Linked DNA regions of Mus musculus: region 2 is linked to region 1. The links are chromatin contacts, found by Hi-C in ENCODE. All regions are on one chromosome and are shown on one strand. Each heading gives the region's core, a stretch centred on a gene start or an enhancer-like site at or near the end of the contact. The rest is flanking DNA. Distances are from core to core; before and after follow the strand shown.

Evidence for each region. A loop is a pair of places that touch in the nucleus more often than their neighbours do.
Region 2: a map of regulatory T cell shows a loop between it and region 1 (4-fold over the local background). The contact joins the promoter of Zmynd10 here to the promoter of Dusp7 in region 1. A Hi-C loop is called at or near these places in 2 of 37 maps with a recorded cell type or tissue (T-helper 1 cell and regulatory T cell).

What each region holds. Positions count from the first base shown.
Region 1 is chr9:106,366,617-106,373,149 of GRCm38, forward strand. Dusp7 (dual specificity phosphatase 7) reads left to right here and starts at 2,016. Exons shown (of 3, transcript NM_153459.4): 1 at 2,016-2,707; 2 at 4,085-4,519. The coding sequence starts at 2,182.
Region 2 is chr9:107,543,066-107,549,214 of GRCm38, forward strand. Zmynd10 (zinc finger, MYND domain containing 10) reads left to right here and starts at 4,239. Exons shown (of 12, transcript NM_053253.4): 1 at 4,239-4,483; 2 at 4,735-4,843; 3 at 5,605-5,721; 4 at 5,815-5,868; 5 at 5,963-6,100. The coding sequence starts at 4,392. It overlaps Gm34106 (predicted gene, 34106), which reads right to left. Exons shown (of 2, transcript NR_168657.1): 2 at 4,503-4,934. Nprl2 (NPR2 like, GATOR1 complex subunit) reads left to right here. Exons shown (of 11, transcript NM_018879.2): 2 at 1-8; 3 at 103-271; 4 at 442-550; 5 at 1,086-1,222; 6 at 1,315-1,412; 7 at 1,533-1,569; 8 at 1,682-1,775; 9 at 1,849-1,966; 10 at 2,180-2,322; 11 at 2,426-2,641. The coding sequence ends at 2,493.

The DNA of each region.
Region 1 (6,533 bases), core at 766-3,265:
GAACTATGGGTGCACCCAAAAGATGTCTTCTTTCAATGGAGCCATCACTGGGCAGAACCTAGCCAGTTCTCCCCACCTTCCATTCAGAGACCCTCAGAAGCAAGCATGTCTGCACACAATGGGACCCAGCCTTGCCTGAGGACAGCAGGAGACTCTTGTTAATGTGACTCTGGCTTGTCCCTCTGGGGGGGATGTCTCCCTAACAGCATGTTAGGAAATCATGAAATCAGCTGAGCCCATCTTTCCTAAAGAGAAAGGTCTCTCTCTGGGTTTGATTCGCAGCACCACACAGCGCTTCACAATCATCTGTAATCCTAGTTCTGTGAGATCCTACCGTCTCTTCTGGCCTCTGTGATCCATGGACATTCAAATAGAGAAAACACTTCAATCTTTTTAAAAAATTTAAAAGAAGCCGAGAGGTGATGGTGCACACCTTTAATCCTAACACTTGGGAGGCAGAGGCACCCAGGCCAGCCTAGGCTACAGAGAGAATTCCAGGACAGCCAAGAGTACACAGGAAACCCGGTCACCACTGCTTAGCGCTTAGCAAAACTGAAACCAAGAAGGGAGACTGGTACTCAGGATATACCACACATCACCAATTGGCAGGACAGATTGGGACTTAACACTTGGCCTCTGGAAGCTGTCTACCAGCTGTGTCCAGGACAGTACTCACAAAAGGGTCAGCTCTTTATATCTACAACCCCTCCTGACAAGACCCTCCCTGGCTGCCCTACTGTGGCCTTTCTCTAAGCGAATGTAGAAGAGGGCTCCTGCGGCTGAGAAAAAAAGGGAGGGGGGAGAACATTTAATTGGGAGATGGAGATTGAAACTGTAGCCCGATCGGACACCCCTGACACCGCAATCCCGGGTTAGGGTCAAGTTGGCTCAGAGATGACTAGCCCGGGACGGAGTGAGGGACTAAGCCTCAAGTTGGGATCCCCAGCCTGTTAAGAGAATGCACTCGGGGCTTGGGAGGAACAGCTCCCTCCAAGGAAAGACCGCCTTGGTCTGGTCAAAACCTTGCGGTCGGTCCTGCCGCTTTGTTTGAGCCCTACCTGCAGAGCCACGTACCTCCTGAGCCCCACCCGCCTGAGAGCCCGAACAGCACGCTGGACGAGGCCCCGCCCACTTCCAGCTGGGTGGACCCGCCGCGGGACCCGCCTCCTTTCCCCGCAGCCTCTTTCGGCGGCGATTGACTATCTGCCGAGCGCGTGCCCGCCTACCGCGAAACTTGATTGGTGCCTGGAGAGAGAGGTAGGCGAAGGGAAGCTGATTATGGAGCGCTCCCTCCCTCCTACCCGCCCCAATAGGAAAGTCACGTGGCGCTTCACTCCGGGCCAGTCACCACCGCACTTGTAAAAGCTTTCTTAAAGAGCTCGCGTTCCCTTACCCAGGGTTGGTCCTTTCAGAATTCCTCCACTTCTGCCTGCGATTTGCGAGAGCGGTCCTTGAACACCCCCCCCCCAACCCAAGTCACCTATTCCCTCAGCAGACCCTCCAACTCAGGTCTGGAACCTATGGCCATCAAGGGTTGGGATGATGCGGTCATCTGAAACTAAGACCGCCTAACACAGAGCACGACACGTAGTAGGAATTCAGTTTCCATTTGTTGAATGAACGCTATCAGAGAATGAATGAGGATAACAGACAAGAGGAGGGAAGACTGGCTCTGGGTGACCGCCCCCTGCCCCCAATCCTGAAGAAATTCTGCTTCTGTAAATGTTAGGTGGGGTCCCAGTGCAGCCTTTCTGCAAGGCACAGATGTAGGCGCTCAGCCAGAGATCTGCGAGGCCGCCTTGGCTCGCCCCTGGGCAGGTGGTAGCCAGGTCCCGGCTAGGCGGGCCCGTAGGAGCCGGCCGAGGGCGCTCCCGCGCCGCTTGCGGGGGAGGGGCTGCGGAGGCGCGGTGCCTTTAAGCCCAGGCGCCGGCCTCACGGCCCCGCCTCCCGGAGGACGCCCGGGCGCGCGGCCGCCGGAGCCGCGGTTTAATTGGGGCTGTCAGGCCGCGGCACGCGCGGAGGGCCGGCCGGGCGGGACTGAGGCCGGAGGCTGGGAGGCCGGGGCGGCGGGCGCGCGGCTCGGCGGGAGGCGGGCGCCCGGAGACGCGGCTGGGGCCAGCGCGGCCGGGGCGCCGTCCCAGGGCTGGGTTGCCCGGCCCCGGCCCCGGCCCCGGGATCCCCATGAAAAACCAGCTCCGCGGGCCCCCAGTGCGGGCGCACATGTCGACTTCGGGGGCGGCGGCGGCGGCGGCGGCTGGGGGCACTCGGGCGGGGTCGGAGCCCGGTGCGGGATCTGGGTCCGGCGCAGGCATCGGAGCGGGAGCGACGACGGGAGCGGGGGCCATGCCCTGCAAGAGCGCCGAGTGGCTGCAGGAGGAGCTGGAGGCGCGCGGTGGCGCGTCCCTGCTGCTGCTAGATTGCCGGCCGCACGAGCTCTTCGAATCGTCGCACATTGAGACGGCCATCAACCTGGCCATCCCGGGTCTCATGCTGCGCCGCCTGCGCAAAGGCAACCTGCCCATCCGCTCCATCATTCCCAACCATGCCGACAAGGAGCGCTTCGCCACGCGCTGCAAGGCGGCCACCGTGCTGCTCTACGACGAGGCCACGGCGGAGTGGCAGCCCGAGCCCGGCGCCCCCGCCTCCGTTCTCGGCCTGCTCCTGCAGAAGCTGCGAGACGACGGCTGCCAGGCCTACTACCTCCAAGGTGAGGACAGAACCTAGACCCCAGGCGGTATTGGGGCTGCGCCTCTGCTCCCTGGCGCCCTCGCTGCAGGCTGTTTCCTTTCCACTCGCTTGGCCAGGCCGGGCGCCACGTCGCCCCTGGTCCGAATCCGCCCTTCTGGGAGCCATCCCCTAAGGTGTGGATTTAGCCAGGCACAGGGAACCCGATCTGTGTTCTCTTTCTCAGCACCGTTCAGTGGCTGAAACAAACTTTCCCTTTCCTATTTAATTTTTTTCTCTGTGGATGGGTAGACAACAGCGCACAGGCTCCAGTTGAGCTCGGAGGAAGGGAGAGATCGGTACTGGAACCCAGAAAAGAGCAGGGCCCACAGGAATTTATGTCATTAGGAAGATAGGATCGGGAAGGTACCTTTTTCAGTATCACCCACCCTCCAGTGCATGGGCCCGTTTATGATGGTTTCTCTGGGATCCCACTATGGCCCCTATCAATCAGAATCACGGCTTGGAGGCACTTCTGCAGATGTGTGGGCAGTGGCCCAGGTGTGAGTGTGTGTGTGTGTTGGGGAATGGGGAATGGGCCTCAGTTCGCTGCCCCTGAGTTTATGGAAGGGGGAGACAGGCAGCTTGCCTGCGGGCCAGGGGGTGAGGGGAGCTATTGGCTGCAGCCGGTGTTTCCAATTAACATTCCAAAATGGCCTCTTGCTGGCAGCAGACAGGCTGGGAGGGGAGGGGAGTCCTGCGGCACCCTCGGGTGCCGCAGGGCCATGTCTAGCTTCATGGTGTTCCTTGTCTCTCCTGTCCTTGTCTAGCCCCCGTGGCCCCTCTCTTTGAGTCACATGCAGTGTGTCGGGTGCTTGTCCAGGGAAGGTGAATCGCTAGTACCCGGTTCCCCTCTTGCTGGGGAAAGGGACTTCACACCACCCTCCCCAAGTGTGGTTGCTTGGACTCTGCCTCTGACAGGCCCATAGGTGTTCTGGCTCCTCTCTCTTTGGAATAGGGGTTTGCTGACCTACAGGTGCTGGCCTGCGATGGGTTTGTTGGCCTTTCTTTGCCCATTGGCCACTACTGAGCAAGCACTCAGGTGTGTTGATGTATGTGGGAGGTATGGAAGAGAAAGGAGCTGGTACTTGACCTCAGGTGCTCTATATCAAGCCATAGGGCCAGTATACTTTAACAGTTACAGAACCCACTCAAAGCCTCAGTTCCCTTAACTGTGAAGTGGTGATTTTTTAGATGGCCAGAACATGAGTGAGTCCGTGTGTGATGTATTAGGCATGGTCACATTGTCCTTTGACATGGACATGTTGTGTGAGTCCTGACCGTTAATAGTCTTTTGTGGCCCATTTGGACTCACCAGACACCCCACCACCCACCACCCCCAATCTTGCCCTGACCACAGGTGGTTTCAACAAGTTCCAGACGGAATACTCCGAGCATTGTGAGACTAACGTGGACAGCTCGTCCTCCCCGAGTGGCTCGCCACCCACCTCCGTGCTGGGCCTGGGGGGCCTGCGCATCAGCTCTGACTGCTCAGACGGCGAGTCGGACCGAGAGCTGCCCAGCAGTGCCACTGAGTCGGATGGCAGCCCTGTACCATCCAGCCAGCCGGCCTTTCCAGTCCAGATCCTGCCCTACCTCTACCTCGGCTGTGCCAAGGACTCTACCAACCTGGATGTACTTGGCAAATACGGCATCAAATACATCCTCAACGTCACACCCAACCTGCCCAACGCCTTTGAGCACGGTGGTGAGTTCACCTACAAGCAAATCCCCATCTCTGACCACTGGAGCCAGAACCTCTCTCAGTTCTTCCCCGAGGCCATCAGCTTCATTGGTAGGTGTCTTTGTCTGGGCAGAGGGGGTGGGTGGGTGGGTGGGTGAGCGAGGCAAGGTGTGTGAGGGACGCTGGGTGTCGCCCCTGCCCAACTGGGTACCTCTGGGCCTGTCGAGACCTGTGTGTGCACTGCATGTGCCGGCATGTGCCCGTGGGTGTACCCGTGCTTGCTGTGACTCACGGAGTCCCTCGGGCACCTCTACCTGTTAGGACCTGAGCAGTCCCCTGAATCCTGGATTCCCCCAGCTCTCAGTACCTATTGGACTCTATGGTCCAACCTGTGTTTTTCTGGCTTTGCTGTAGTTTCAGGCGTAGCAAGCTGAAACATCACAGCTCACAGACTCCCACGGGTCTCAGTAGCTCTGCATCACGCCTCGGCACATGTGTCTCTGCAGCATGGGGCTGTCACGACGCCTCTTTTGGCTTTATTATGCTTCTGAGAGGGCTAGGAGGTAGCCCAGGGAACCAGACTGTCCCTAACCTGACACAGTGCTCTGGACATGGGGTGCCCTCCAGTGTCTCTGTGGGATCCAGGTGCTCTTAGCTGCCTCATAGAGAAGGTGGAGGCAGCTTGAGGAAGGTCTCTGTCCCCGACCTCAGCTGACTCTGGCTCCTCCTTCTGCTCCCTCCTTGGCCAGCTGGCCTGGAGGTCATCCTTTCTGGCCTCAGGTCTTAACCAGGCAGCCAGGAAAGGGCACAGGCTCAGGATAAACAGAAACCTTATGCTCTGCGAGCCTGACCAGCCTCCAGTGTCGGGGTGAGGGGGACCTGGGCAGTGTTTTCCAGATTGATGGCCACAGTGTCCAGCTGAGGGCGTTTAGTGTCAGCTGGGCTGGGCTAACTTTAACAACAGGAAGTGGGAGGCTTCCCCCGCCTCATCCGCTTACAGGGAACCAAAACTAGGTGCCCGGGCTGGGAGGAAGGAAGGAAGCTGAGGTCTGGGGGAGGGGCTGCCTAGAGCTTCCAAGCCTGCCCCAGGGGACAGAGCCAAGCAGTCTGGAGGTGCAGCCTCAGCATTTGGGCTCCCACAAGAAGGGAAGGCACAGAGAGAAGGACCCCAGGTTGCTCAGGACTAAAGCCAGGCTTGTGGATGGTTTTATTATCTCCTCCATTTCTGGTGAGACCCAAGGAAAGAGTCCAGGATGCAGAGGTGGAAGAGAAGGTTCCCAGATATGATGATAAGTGAATCAGGCCCCCCACTCCCTCATTTGGACTCCCCGAGACAGGCCTGAGCCACACTTCGAAAGCTCTGTGGGTCATCTGGGAGTGACCCTACCGTGTCACTCTGAGGGCTTTTCCCTCACCCCTTTCCCAAATTTCAAAGTCAGACCACTTGACTCCTTACAGAGCCACAACTGCCCCCTGTCCTGCCCCTAACACCAGGAGCCATCGGCCAGGCTGCCAATCCTACTGTTTGCTTAGGAGGTCTGCTAGGTGAACAGAGATGATGAGGGGAGCCTGGCCAGGCCAGAGACAGTAAAGAATAACCGGTAACTGTCCTACAGGAGAGCATCAGTTGTCAGCTGTGTCCCTGGCACAGGAGGCTTGGAGGCAGGGATCGTAAGGAGCCTGGGACTGTCACTTGTTAGCTCATGCCCCTAGCAGCTGTGGTACAGAAAGAAGCTACTGCTGGAGGGTCTAGGGGAGAAGAGCCCGGTGGCACTGTTCAGTAGCTCAGTCAGTATTTGCAGAATTCATGCTATGTCTCAGACAGTGGTGTCCTTGGTGGCCCTGGAGAAGCCTAGAAGGGTGTAGGGAGGAAAGGGACTGCCCGTGGCAGGAGATGCTATTCTCATCTCTGGGTCTTCAGGAGCTGGAGTTAGGACCTAGGAGACTGAGAGGGTAGAATAGTACATGGCCATGCTGGGCCCAGCTGCCCACTTCTTTGCACAGGTGCTTGCCCCAAACCCTCATCCTAGGATGTGCTGGAGTCCCCAAGGGAGCAGGTGCGGAGTGGAAGGACACTCTGTGTGCCCTTGTCGCTTCATTTCTACATCCGTTTTCGCTTTGACAC
Region 2 (6,149 bases), core at 2,989-5,488, 1.2 Mb after region 1:
ATCACTGTGTGAGGCTTTAGTTGGGTGGGAGGAGAGGGGTCCCAGCCTGGCTTGGGGGTGGGGGTGGGGGCGGGGCAGGCTGACTCTGTTCTACCTCTCCAGCACAGCCATGGAGAAGAAGCTGATTGGCTGCCCCGTGTGCATTGAACACAAGAAGTACAGCCGCAATGCTCTCCTCTTCAACCTGGGCTTTGTGTGTGACGCTCAGGCTAAGACTTGTGCCCTGGAACCCATCGTTAAAAAGCTGGCCGGCTACTTGACCACGCTGGAGGTCTGCAGCAAGATGGGGCCAGGGTGGGTGGGTGGGTGCGTCCGTGGTGGGCACAGGTGGGGAGAGAGTTCCTGTGTCTTGAATCCCCAGCCTCCAGCAGCTAGCTCCATGTTGCTGCAGCAGGGAGCCTGAGGTGTGGTCACTCACTGTGCTGTCTGTGTCTTCCCCAGCTTGAGAGCAGCTTTGTATCCAACGAGGAGAGCAAGCAGAAGCTGGTGCCCATCATGACCATCCTGCTGGAAGAGCTGAATGCCTCCGGCCGCTGCACTCTGCCCATTGGTACGGCCGCCTCTGCCAGGACGGCAGATGAACAAGGGAAGGTTGGGGAAGTAGCAGGACACAGCCACTGGCAGAGGCAAAGATTCTTGAATAAGCTGGTGGGCAGGAAATAGCCATGGGTTGACACAGTGACATCTGAGGGTCCAGGGAACAATGGGGCTGGGGTTGGGGGAGCAGCCAGCAGAGCTCTTCAGCTCTTCTTCTTGTCATCCCCCTCTCTGGACCTCAGCTTCTCACTCCATAAAAGAGGACTAATGGGGCCAGGCGAGGTGGCGCACGCCTTTAAACCCAGCACTCGGGAGGCAGAGGCAGGCCGATTTCTGAGTTCGAGGCCAGCCTGGTCTACAGAGTAAGTTCCAGGCCAGCCAGGGCTACACAGAGAAACCCTGTCTTGAAAAACAAACAACAACAACAACAACAAAAGGACTAATGACCCTCCCGAGATCCACCTCAGTTAGTGCTAGGAGATTTTAGATAGTAATTGAGGGCTCCCTGGGAAAGATGACGCTGAGGATGTGGGTGGGGTCCCCTGCAGATGAATCCAACACCATCCACTTGAAGGTGATCGAGCAGCGGCCAGACCCTCCTGTTGCGCAGGAGTATGATGTGCCCGTCTTTACAAAGGACAAGGAGGATTTCTTCAGCTCACAGTGGGACCTTACCACACAGCAGGTATGCTAGCCCTCTCTTAGGAGATGCCCACCTTGGGCTATCCACAACTTTCGCCTTGGTGACCCTTGCTGACCCTGCCTTGCCCGGTACAGATCCTGCCCTACATTGACGGGTTTCGCCATGTCCAGAAGATCTCCGCTGAGGCAGACGTGGAACTCAACCTGGTGCGCATCGCCATTCAGAACCTGCTGTGAGTGAAGATCCGGTTAATGCCTGTTACGGAGCCGTGCCCGAGGAGACCTAAAGGATGCTCAGTATGAGGGAGGGTAGGCTCGCCGCCTAGAAGCTAAGCAGAGCTCTTTCTCACTAGGTACTATGGTGTTGTGACACTGGTATCCATCCTCCAGGTAGGTGAGTCTGGGATGCAGTTAAGTAAAATGTGACCCGTATGGCTGAGCCAGATCAAGCCAGACTCCCAAGGACATCCCTCAGGCCCTTGTGACCCCTGCTGTGTTCTAGTACTCCAATGTGTATTGCCCAACACCAAAAGTCCAGGATCTGGTGGATGACAAGTCCCTGCAGGAGGCATGTCTGTCCTACGTCACCAAGCAAGGTAATGGCAGTCCCTGGCGGGAGACTAATCCGGGAAGGACAGGACCATGTCGGACTAACCCTGGCACCCGCAGGACACAAAAGGGCCAGTCTCCGAGATGTGTTCCAGCTATACTGCAGCCTGAGCCCTGGTACCACTGTGCGAGACCTCATTGGCCGCCACCCCCAGCAGTTACAACACGTTGATGAAAGGTCAGACGGGCACTCTCGGGCATGGCGGGTTGGACTGTCTTGGGTCTCTCTGGAAGAGCCTTGAGTCAAATAAGAAGCAGGGGATTCCCTGAGGGTAGAAGTATGAAGCCTGCTTGTCCAGGCAGAGGGTGTGCTTGGAGGTCTCTCTAGCCCATAACGTACCACAGGGCTAGCGTGTCCGGGATATCACCTCTCTCCCCCACAATCGCTCAGGAAGCTGATCCAGTTTGGGCTGATGAAGAACCTTATCCGGAGACTACAGAAATATCCAGTCCGAGTGTCTCGGGAGGAGCGGAGCCACCCTGCCAGGCTTTACACGGGCTGTCACAGCTATGATGAGATCTGCTGCAAGACAGGTGGAGGCAGGCAGGGCAGGCTGGGTGAGGTGAGGGCTGAGTGGCCATGCCAGGGCAGCTGACCTTGCCTTGCTCACACCTCCTCCCCACCCCCCTGCCCCAGGCATGAGCTACCATGAGCTGGACGAGCGACTAGAAAATGACCCCAACATCATCATCTGCTGGAAGTGAGGCTGGCTAGCTGGAACATGTTACTATGGCTACTTGCCCCTACTAAGGCCTCCTTGGTCCACTGGAGCTAGACAAGTATGGTTGTACATATGGTCTGGAGGGTGAGACTCGGTTTTGTAAATAAAGTTATGTGTTTCATCCTGTGGAATATTGAGTACTGCTTCAGCCAACAACTAAAGACCAGTGAATGTGAAAGCCATGCCAACTGGCCTGGGCTGGCTGGAGCGCCATCTAGTGGGCAAAAATGTCAAACAGGCTGAAGGTTTTTGTTTGTTGATTGGTTGGTTTGTTTTGGGTTTTGAGGGATGAAGGAGGTTGATTTTTCTGAGACAAAGTCTCACTATGTAACTCTGGCTGTCCTGGGATTCACTACGTAGCCCAGGCTGGCCTACTCAGTCAGGGAGCTGACTACCTCTGCCTCTGAGTGCTGGGATTAAAGGTGGGCGCTGGAATGCCTGGCCACACTTAGATTTTTAACTTTTTGTTTGTTTGTTTTTTTATTTTTATTTTTTGGCGGTCAGTACGAGGTGGAGCTAAGACGGGCTGTTATAAAGCACAGAGTGGCCTGGAACTTCCTGATTTGAACTTCTGATTCTCCTGCCTTGGTCTCCTGAGTTAGTTAATTAGGATTATAGATTTATGTTCCCACACCCCACGTATGCAGTCCTGGGGACTGAAGCCAAGGCTCTGTGCATGCTAGACAGGCAAGTTCTCAGCTATGAGCACTGCTCTGGCCTATAAACCGAAAGAACTAGAATCAGGTAAGATGGATATAATATATTGGGACAGGAGCAAAAATTGCTCTGTATTAGATGGCCAAGGAGGATCTGAGTGACTGAGCCTTGAAGGAGTAAGACTATTCCAGAAGAAATAAGGCAAGGGCCCAAACATGGTGGCGCATGCTTGTGATGCTAACACTAAGGAGGCTGACACAAGTGAATTAGTTCAAAGACAGCTTGGACTATACAGAGTTAAAGCCAGCCTGGCTGACATAGTCAAACCCTGTCTCAGAAAGCCTGTAGGAGGAACTCAGGGAAAGCTCATGAGGTTGGGACGTGGAAAACAAGCACGGTGGTGCACGCCTCAATCCACAACACTGGGGAAGCCGACCAAGAAGAAGGAAAGCTTAAACCAGCCCTGGCTCTATAGCGAGCTCCGTGTCGGTCTTGGCTATATAATGAGAATCCATCTCAAAGAGAGGATGGGGTTCTGGGGAGATGGCTCACACACAAACGTTTTTAAAATAAAAGAGAATGGGACAAAAAAAATGAAGCACGTGGGTAGGAGAGAGGGCGGGAGGAAGGTTCTTCCTGGTAAGCCGCTGTGGTCTGGTATTTTGGGAGCCAGCGCCATTCTGGAGGGAGGTATGTTAGGTGCACATCATTAGGACTCCTGGCTGCGGGCCTGAGCCTGGTAACGCATGCCTTAATTTCAGCACTAGAAAGACAGAGCACACAGAGGCCAGTGGAACCCTTTGATTTGAAGGCCAGCTCGGTATAAATAGGAAGTTCCACGCCAGCCTATGTCATAAAAACGAAAAACTGAAAGACTCAGCTGCTGAGACCGCGGTAGCTACCCTATTGAGGGGCTAAGACAGTGCAGCTGCAGGAGTTGCACACTCACAGCTGTGCAAGCCCTGGGGAGGTGTGGCGAGTGGGTCTGGCATCTGGGGCTGCTTATTGGCGGTGAGGTAGGCGTGGCAAGAGCGGTATCGAGACAAAACTACGCAGGCGCCAAGCTCCCTCGTTTCCATGGCGACGACGACTCAAGCGCTTCAACGGCTTGGCAACTGCCCTGTCCCAAGACTTTGGTCCTACCGCTGGACTCTGTAGTCCTAAGTGTTTCAGTTTTCCCTATTCGGGTTGCTTCCCAAAACCAAAGGAATCTTAGCCCCTGGCATGGGTGACCTGGAACTGCTGCTGCCTGGGGAGGCTGAGGTGCTGGTGCGGGGCCTGCGCAGCTTCCAGCTTCGGGAGATGGGCTCTGAAGGGTGAGGCAGCCGCCACAGGTGGAGTCACTGGTCTTTTAGTGGAGGAGCTTGGAACTGACATTGGAGAAGGGGTTGCCAGTGTGGAGGGGCCTCCAGGTGGGTAGGCAAAGCTCTCTGAGATAGAAGCGTATGGCCCCCGTGCCCCTCTGGCCCCAGGACAGGATCATGGTAGTCTTCAGTAGGATCCAACCCCACCCTCACTCCCGTTGCACATCTGGTCACCCAATGTACATACATCCCTTCGGGGGCAGGTGGAATAAGCAGCATGAGAGCCTGGAGAAGCTGAACATGCAAGCCATCCTTGATGCAACTATCAGCCAGGCTGAGCCCATCCAGGAACTGCTAATCAACCATGGGAAGGTACGTCCAGGTCCCAGGCAGGATTCCTGCCTTCTATTGTACCTCTTGGGGACACTAGGCAGCACCTGTTCTTCCTTCAGGCCTGGTACACCTAAGTGGGAAAGAAAAATATGTTTGTTTTATTTTGAGATAAGGTGTTGATCTGTAGCCCAGATGGCCATTAGCCTAACTGTGTCTGCCTCCCAAGTGCCGGGGCTGCAGGCATGCCTCGCTGTACCTGGCTGGCTACATTTCCTATTGTACCCTCAGTGGATGCGAGAGTGGATGGAGCCATGGATCCTAGGCTCCAGGGGGAGTGCTCAAGTGCTGACATGAGCCTGAATTGACTGTAAGGCCAAAGAGATCCTCTCTAAGGAGGAAGTGAGGCTTTCCAAATGGGGAAGGTAGCACACTAGGAGAAAGTAGAAGCCGGGAAAGATGCCTGGCTGGAGGCTGGGCCAAGGGCGGCCCTAGTTCTCCTGCAAGAGAAAGGCAGAGCTGGGTAGCAGGGATTGGTCTAGGAACAGGGCTCAGTAAAGGGCTGAAGTAAGAGTAAGGCCAGGTGACAAAGACCAGAATAAGGACAGGAAGAGCAGAGCTGCCCTAAAGTGGGGTATCCCTGGACGGAGGGTGGGGTAAGGTGCAAGAGGGCAATGGCAGTAAAGGCCATTCAGAGGAAACCCAAGAGAGTTGGAGACTTAAGACAGGCTAAAGCTGGGACAGGAAAGCTGAGGGACCAAGGCAGGGCCATTTCACCCCTGCTTCTCCCCCGTCCTCCGCAGATCCCAACGCTGGTGGAGGAGCTGATTGCGGTGGAGATGTGGAAACAGAAGGTTTTCCCTGTGCTGTGCCGGCTGGAGGACTTCAAGCCCCAGAATACCTTCCCCATATACATGGTGGTGAGCTGGGCCCTCAGAGTCCTGAGCCGAGAAAGATAGCTAACAGCCAGTCCCTGTCTCTCCCTCTCAGCCCAGCCCCGTCCTCTTCGACAGGTACACCATGAGGCCTCCATCATCAATCTCCTAGAGACAGTGTTCTTCCACAAGGTGAGACACTACTCTGCAGGCCTGAGCCTGGTGGGCTATGTCGGCCGGGGAGGGCATCGAACCCCAGAAATATCCCCTCCCTGAACCCCCCCAGGAGGTGTGTGAGTCAGCTGATGACAAGGTCTTGGACCTAGTAGACTATTGCCACCGCAAGCTGATACTGCTAGTGGCCCGGAAAGGCGGTGGTGACCTGTCTGAAGAAGAACAGTTCCAGGACAGTACCCCTATGCAAGTAAGCTACGGTTTCCTGGACTTAACAAAATCTCGATGTGAGTTCTCTC